Regions from separate parts of the Homo sapiens genome. Here region 2 is linked to region 1. Evidence: read pairs that join two places in POLR2A ChIA-PET (ENCODE). Cell type or tissue: PC-9. All regions are shown on one strand. Links, peaks and the distances in the headings refer to the core of each region. The heading gives the core; the rest is flanking DNA. Region 1 overlaps SLC35E1 (solute carrier family 35 member E1). Region 2 overlaps CPAMD8 (C3 and PZP like alpha-2-macroglobulin domain containing 8).

Region 1 (2,905 bases), core at 205-2,704:
AGTGCTGGGATTATAGATGTGAGCCACTGCACTAGGCTTCAACAAGTTTTAAAATCTTGTTTTAAATTGAAGTTTTTAGCTAGGCCTGGTGGCTAATGCCTGTAATCCCAGTGCTTTATGAGGCTGAGGTGTGAGGATCACTTGAGCTTCGAAGACTGAGGCTGCAGTAAGCTATGATTGTGCCACTGCACTCCAGCCTGGGCGACAGTGAGCCTTGGTCTCAATAAAAGAGCTTTTCTTTATTTTTTTCTTATTGAGCACATTAACTTTATAATAGAAAAACTTTTTTTTGTTTTTGAGATGGAGACTCACTCTTGCCCAGGTTGGAGTGCAGTGATGCAAAATCTCAGCTCACTGCAAGCCCCGCTTCCTGGGTTCAAGCAATTCTTGTGCCTCAGTGTCTGGAGTAGCTGGGATTACAGATGCGTGCCTGGCTAATTTTTATGTTTTTAGTAGAGATGGGGTTTTGCCATATTGGTCAGGCTGGTGTTGAACTCCTGGCCTCAAGTGAACCGCCCGCCTTGGCCTCCCAAAGTGCTGGGATTATAGGCATGAGCCACTGCGCCCGGCCAGAAAAACAAACTATTTAAAAAGCAAAATGACAAACAGAAAATCAGCAGAATGGCAATCAAGATTTTTCTGCTCTAATAGCAAAGAAATTTCTACTCCGCCTGTTTTCCCAATGCCACCAGTTTGCTGCCCGCACACCCCTGAAACCCCATGCATGTCCGCTGATGGTGACCAAATACCTTTTTGGAGAAAATGTTCTGAAGCGAGAAGCACAGCGTGGCGGCGAGGGCGCTGACGAGTCCCCACATGTCAAAAGACAACTCGGTGACGGTGGCCAGCAGGACACCGCTGATGATGGGGATGAGTGACAAGTATACCTGCAGGAAGAGGTCATCAAGAAGGGCTCACAGGCCAGACTAGAGCTGGGCCACATGCCACAGATGCCCAGGGAAGAGCCCCTCTCCTCCCTCAGCAAAGGGATACCACCTAACACTTTGAAAGTGGTGTTTGCTGTGCCAGTGACGCTCTGGTGGGTGGCTGGGGGCAGGTGGTTATCAGAGCGCCAGGGGCAGGGCTTATTTGTGGGTAGCCCCATCCCCATACCGTCACCCCCATTAAGAGCCTCTGCTCAGGGCCACAGCCCGGGGCTGGTCCTAACTCCACAGATCTGTTCAGCTGCCACTGACGCACCAGGGTTTGAAGCCCTGATCCTCTATAAGGCTCCCCCATTCCCTCTTTTTAAAAAATAGTTTTTTTGAGACAAAGTCTCGCTCTGTCGCCCAGGCTGGAGTGTAGTGGCACAATCGTGGCTCACTGCAACCTCTGCTTCCCGGGTTCAAGCGATTCTCCTGCCTCAGACTCCCCAGTAGCTGGGATTACAGGGATGTGCCACCACGCCCGGCCAATTTTTTTGTACTTTTAGTAGAGACAGGATTTCGCCATGTTAGCCAGGCTAGTCTTGAACGCCTGATCCACGTCATCCATCCACCTTGGCCTCCCAAAGTACTGGGATTACAGGTGTGAGCCACTGTGCCCAGCCCCCATTCCCTCTTACTTCAGGCTCTTCCAGTATGGTTACTCCTGGCTGGCACACTCCACTGATGCCTTCTCCTCCCAGTGACCTCCTGCCTCCACAAGGAGTGCTTTCTCCAACCCACCTCCACCTTGGGAGGCTCCTGTGCTGTGCTCCCAGGGCCACTGCCTGGACTTCCCCAGCAGAGAGCTCTCCACTCACTCTTTTTTTTTTTTTTTGAGACGGAGTCTCGCTCTGTCACCAGGATGGAATGCAGTGGCATGATCTCGGCTCACTGCAACCTCTGCCTCCCAGGTTCAACCGATTCTTCTGCCTCAGCTTTCTGAGTAGCTGGGACTACAGGTGCCTACCACCACGCCCAACTAATTTTTGTATTTTTAGTAAAGATGGGGTTTTGCCATGTTGGCCAGGATGGTCTCGATCTCTTGACCTCGTGATCTGCCCACCTTGGCCTCCCAAAGTGCTGGGATTACAAGCGTGGGCCACCGTGCCCAGCCTCTCCACCCACTCTGTCTGTTACATCATCCGGTCCCGTTAGTGTACCTTAGAGCAGGTCCTTGTTCACTGCTTTATCCTGGTGCCTAGCACTCAGTAGGCACTCAATAGCTGCTAGCTGAATGAACGAGTAGCAAACATAGTGACAGAGAGCCTTCTAGAAGGTCTGGCATGCAGGGCTAAACAACTCCCAACTTCCAGGATCCACCAGGATCCATTCCCGCGTGTCCAGCTCTTCTGACTCTCGGCTCAATCCTGTCCTACAAAGAACACTCTTCACTTTGGGAGGCTGAGGAGGGCAGATCACTTGAAGTCAGGAGTTTGAGACCAGCCTGGCCAACATGGTAAAACCCTGTCTGTATTGAAAATACAAAAATTAGCCAGGAGTGATGGAACGCGCCTGCAATCCCGGCTACTCGGGAGGCTGAGGCAAGAATCGCTTGAACCCAGGAGGCGGAGCTTGCAGTAAGCTGAGATCGCACCACGGCACTCCAATCTGGGCAACAGAGGGAGACTCCGTCTCAGAAAAACAAACACTCTTAAGGAGAGATAGGAGAGGTGGAGATTTTAGGAGGGAGTGGTCATGCCACAAGGAGGGCAGACCGAGGGCTGTGGACCTGAATTCCAGCTTCCCGAATATCAGGCTGTGGCCCTCAGGCACATGATTCTCCCCTCTCAGTCCATCTCAGGAAAACCTGAGATCAGGAATGATGACTACTGGCCTTATCTGCCTTGCAGGGCAGGTTCCTAGAAGTTATGATGTCATTATAATTAGTCTGGCTGCCTAACCGGGCCAATTCCCAGTCTTTCCTCACTGTGTGAAGTTCCGGCTCCTTGCCCAAGCTGGGTACAATGTCCCGTACAACG
Region 2 (2,905 bases), core at 235-2,734, 450 kb after region 1:
TTGGACAAGCTATCTGCCCAGCACACAACGCACGTGGCTCCCAAGCTCTCCATCCACCTTCCTGGGACTCTGAGCCAATCTGCATAGGCCTTCCCCCTGGTCACAGTGATTGGTTCAGGGCTGAGCACATGACCCAAAATGAACCAATCAGCATAGGCCTTCCCCTCTGGTCATAGTGATTGGCTCAGGGTTGAGCACATGAACCAAGATAGGCCAATCAGAGGGAATCCTGGGACTTTATCCAGCCATCTTGGGAGACTGGTGCTTCCCCTGATCTTAAGGAGAGACCTGGTTGCATCAAGAGGTAGGGGGAGAAGCTGGCCAGCAATACCAGTGGACTTTCTTTCTAGGTATGAGAGACCACAAACTGTTGCAGAAGCCAACTGGGTTGGGTTTCAGTTGGCTAGCCACCCAAGTCAGGAGTGCCTGGTTCTTCTAGGACTAGAAGGGCTTCTAGAAGGTTCTAGAAGCTTCCACATTTCCACCTTCTCTGGCCACACCTCCCTAAGAGACAAGTGCTGCTTCACTGGCCTTGGAGCCCCTGGCCTTCTCTGTGTCTCCTGTGGCTACATCATTCTCGGCATGAGGAATGAGTCTACCTCCCCTGGGAGATTACAGCTTTCTGAGCCAGGGATCTGCATTCACTATCTTGACCAGGAGGCTGAGGCTGTTGCTGTCTGCATTTGACCAAGGAGTGAAGGGGAGAGACTGGCTGAGGGCCTGAGCTGCACTTAGTAACAGGCCTGTGAGCCCAGGTCTGAGTCTAATGGTTCAGGTGTGCTGGAAACCCAACAAAAGGTCAGAGGGGGGTCATGTGATCTCCTTCAGGTCCCCTGTCCCACCTCTGGTCAAAGCTGACACAGGTGGGTGCCCGTGCTCTGCCCAGATCTGCACCCACAGAACCAGGGCTGCTGAGGACCCATGAGCTGAGCTGCCCATCCTGGGCTTTACTCTCTCTCCATCTGTAGAATGAGGAGAATGCAACCTGTCTTCCCTCCCTCCCTCCCATGCCCCTGGGGATTTAGGGCAGAAGGGAAGCAAAGCAACACCCACACTGCCCCAGCCCTGAAGGCCAGCAAGTGGCTCCACTTTGCAAAAGAAGGGGAAGTCCTGGTCTGGCACCCAAGGGACCTACCCAGGATGGCTCCCTGGCTCTGCACCACCGGCTCACCCTGGGCCACCAGCTGAGCCTGGACCGTGACTTCCCTTGGAGAGTTAAAGATGGTCACGCTGATGACTTCCTCCACGCCCGCGCGAAAAACAGAGGGAGCTGCAATCAAGTAACCCCTGCAGGAAAGGAGATCCGAGGTGAAGTTCTCACCCCAGACCCCTGGTCTCGCTGCCACCACAGCTAGGTCAGGGCTCTCCTCGCAGCAGACTCCTGCCTTTTGCTGACCACACCTGGCTGGCATTGATGCTCTAGGAGTCTGTGCCCCCCCATCAGTTCTTGAGTCCATGGATTGGCTCTTTCACCTGTGAAGTCCCCATGCTGGGTAAGAATCTGGCCTCACTGGATTTTTCAGCATTGCACAACCCCTCTTACTCTCTCTATTCCGGCCTCCAGCCTGTTGACTCAGCTACTTCCTTCTGCCCCAGGACCTTTTTTTTTTTTTCTTTTCCTGGAGACAGAGTGTTGCTCTGTCCCCCAGGCTGGAGTGCAGTGGCATGATCTCGGCTCACTACAACCTCCACCTCCCGGGTTCAAGGGATTCTCGTGCCTTAGCCTCCCAAGTAGCTGGGATTATAGGTGCCTGCCACCACGGCCGGCTAATTTTTGTCTTTTTAGTAGAGGCAGGGTTTTGCCATGTTGGCCAGGATGATCTCAAACTCCTGACCTCAAATGATCCACCCTCCTCAGCCTCCCAAAGTTCTGGGATTAGAGGTGTGATCCACCACGCCTGGCCCTTCTGGCCCAGGACCTTTGCACATGTCATGCCCACTGTCTGAAATACTCTCCTCCACAAGCCAGGTAACCGGCAGGATCCCACTTCATCCTCACGGTGCACCCCGTCCCCCACCACCGTGAGAAGTGCTGACATCAGCCCCATTTAGAAAGTCAGAAAGGAAACCCCAGAGAAGTCAAGTCACCAGCCGCAACAGTGACAGACCAGGATTCTAACTCAGGCGGTCAGACTCCAAAACCTGATAAAAAGAAGCAAAGGGCTTCTTTGCAACATTCATTTTAAGAACAAACCCTGAAAACAAACCATAGGGCCTCAAACAAAAAGAGCTCTGAAAACAATGGAATCAAAGCAGGCCTCTCTTTCCTAAAATCTTCTGATTGACTATGAAGTCACCTCTGGAAGGGAGGCATTACCCCCAGTTTCCCCATGGGAAGTTGATGCTTCAGAAGAATAGGAACATGCACCAGATCACACAGCCAGGCAGAAGAGGGCACTGAGGTGCCCTTAGGGGACCTGACCTGAGGGCCCAGGTCCTCCCCACCTGAGCTCCTGTCTCCCAGTATCTGCAGCCTTCCATGGAAAATTACAAAGGCCCTGTAACCTCATGAAATGCTTACAGTGTCCCCACAATCACCAAGAGCATTATAGCAAAGGCACCACAATTGCAACCATGTAGAATGATGGAAATCAGAAGAAAAGAGGGTAAAGGGGGAAACTGGACCATGCAATGAGATTAGGAGACATTTTCATTTCAATATTTTCTTTTTTTATTTTTATTTATTTATTTATTTATTTTTAATTGAGACTGAGTCTTGCTCTGTTGCCCAGGCTGGAGTGCAGTGGTGTGATCTCAGCTCACTGTACCCTCCACCTCCCAGGTTCAAGGGATTCTTCTGCCTCAGCCTCCAGAGTAGCTGGGACTACAGGCGTGCACCACCACACCCAGCTAATTTTTGTATTTTTGGTAGAGACTGGGTTCCACCATGTTGGCCAGGCTGGTC

What was found. Peaks named below come from ENCODE experiments on the same cell type or tissue, not always from the same donor. Only the 100,000 strongest peaks of a DNase experiment are listed, where the experiment ranks them.
Region 2: POLR2A ChIA-PET joins it to region 1 with 10 read pairs; 2 of 35 experiments call an interaction of 5 or more read pairs at or near these places.

Annotation. Positions count from the first base shown.
Region 1 is chr19:16,567,283-16,570,187 of GRCh38, forward strand. It overlaps SLC35E1 (solute carrier family 35 member E1), which reads right to left. Exons shown (of 6, transcript NM_024881.5): 3 at 750-887. Among named protein-coding and RNA genes, the nearest start is that of SLC35E1, 3.7 kb to the right of the region's middle. RefSeq lists an enhancer at 2,258-2,758. In PC-9, for the core only: no CTCF peak of the experiment used is centred there; a DNase peak (open chromatin) is centred at 1,747; H3K4me3 peaks cover 811 bases; H3K27ac peaks cover 1,704 bases.
Region 2 is chr19:17,020,895-17,023,799 of GRCh38, forward strand. CPAMD8 (C3 and PZP like alpha-2-macroglobulin domain containing 8) reads right to left here. Exons shown (of 42, transcript NM_015692.5): 2 at 1,136-1,287. Among named protein-coding and RNA genes, the nearest start is that of CPAMD8, 4.5 kb to the right of the region's middle. In PC-9, for the core only: no CTCF peak of the experiment used is centred there; DNase peaks (open chromatin) are centred at 997 and 1,507; H3K4me3 peaks cover 1,205 bases; H3K27ac peaks cover 2,159 bases.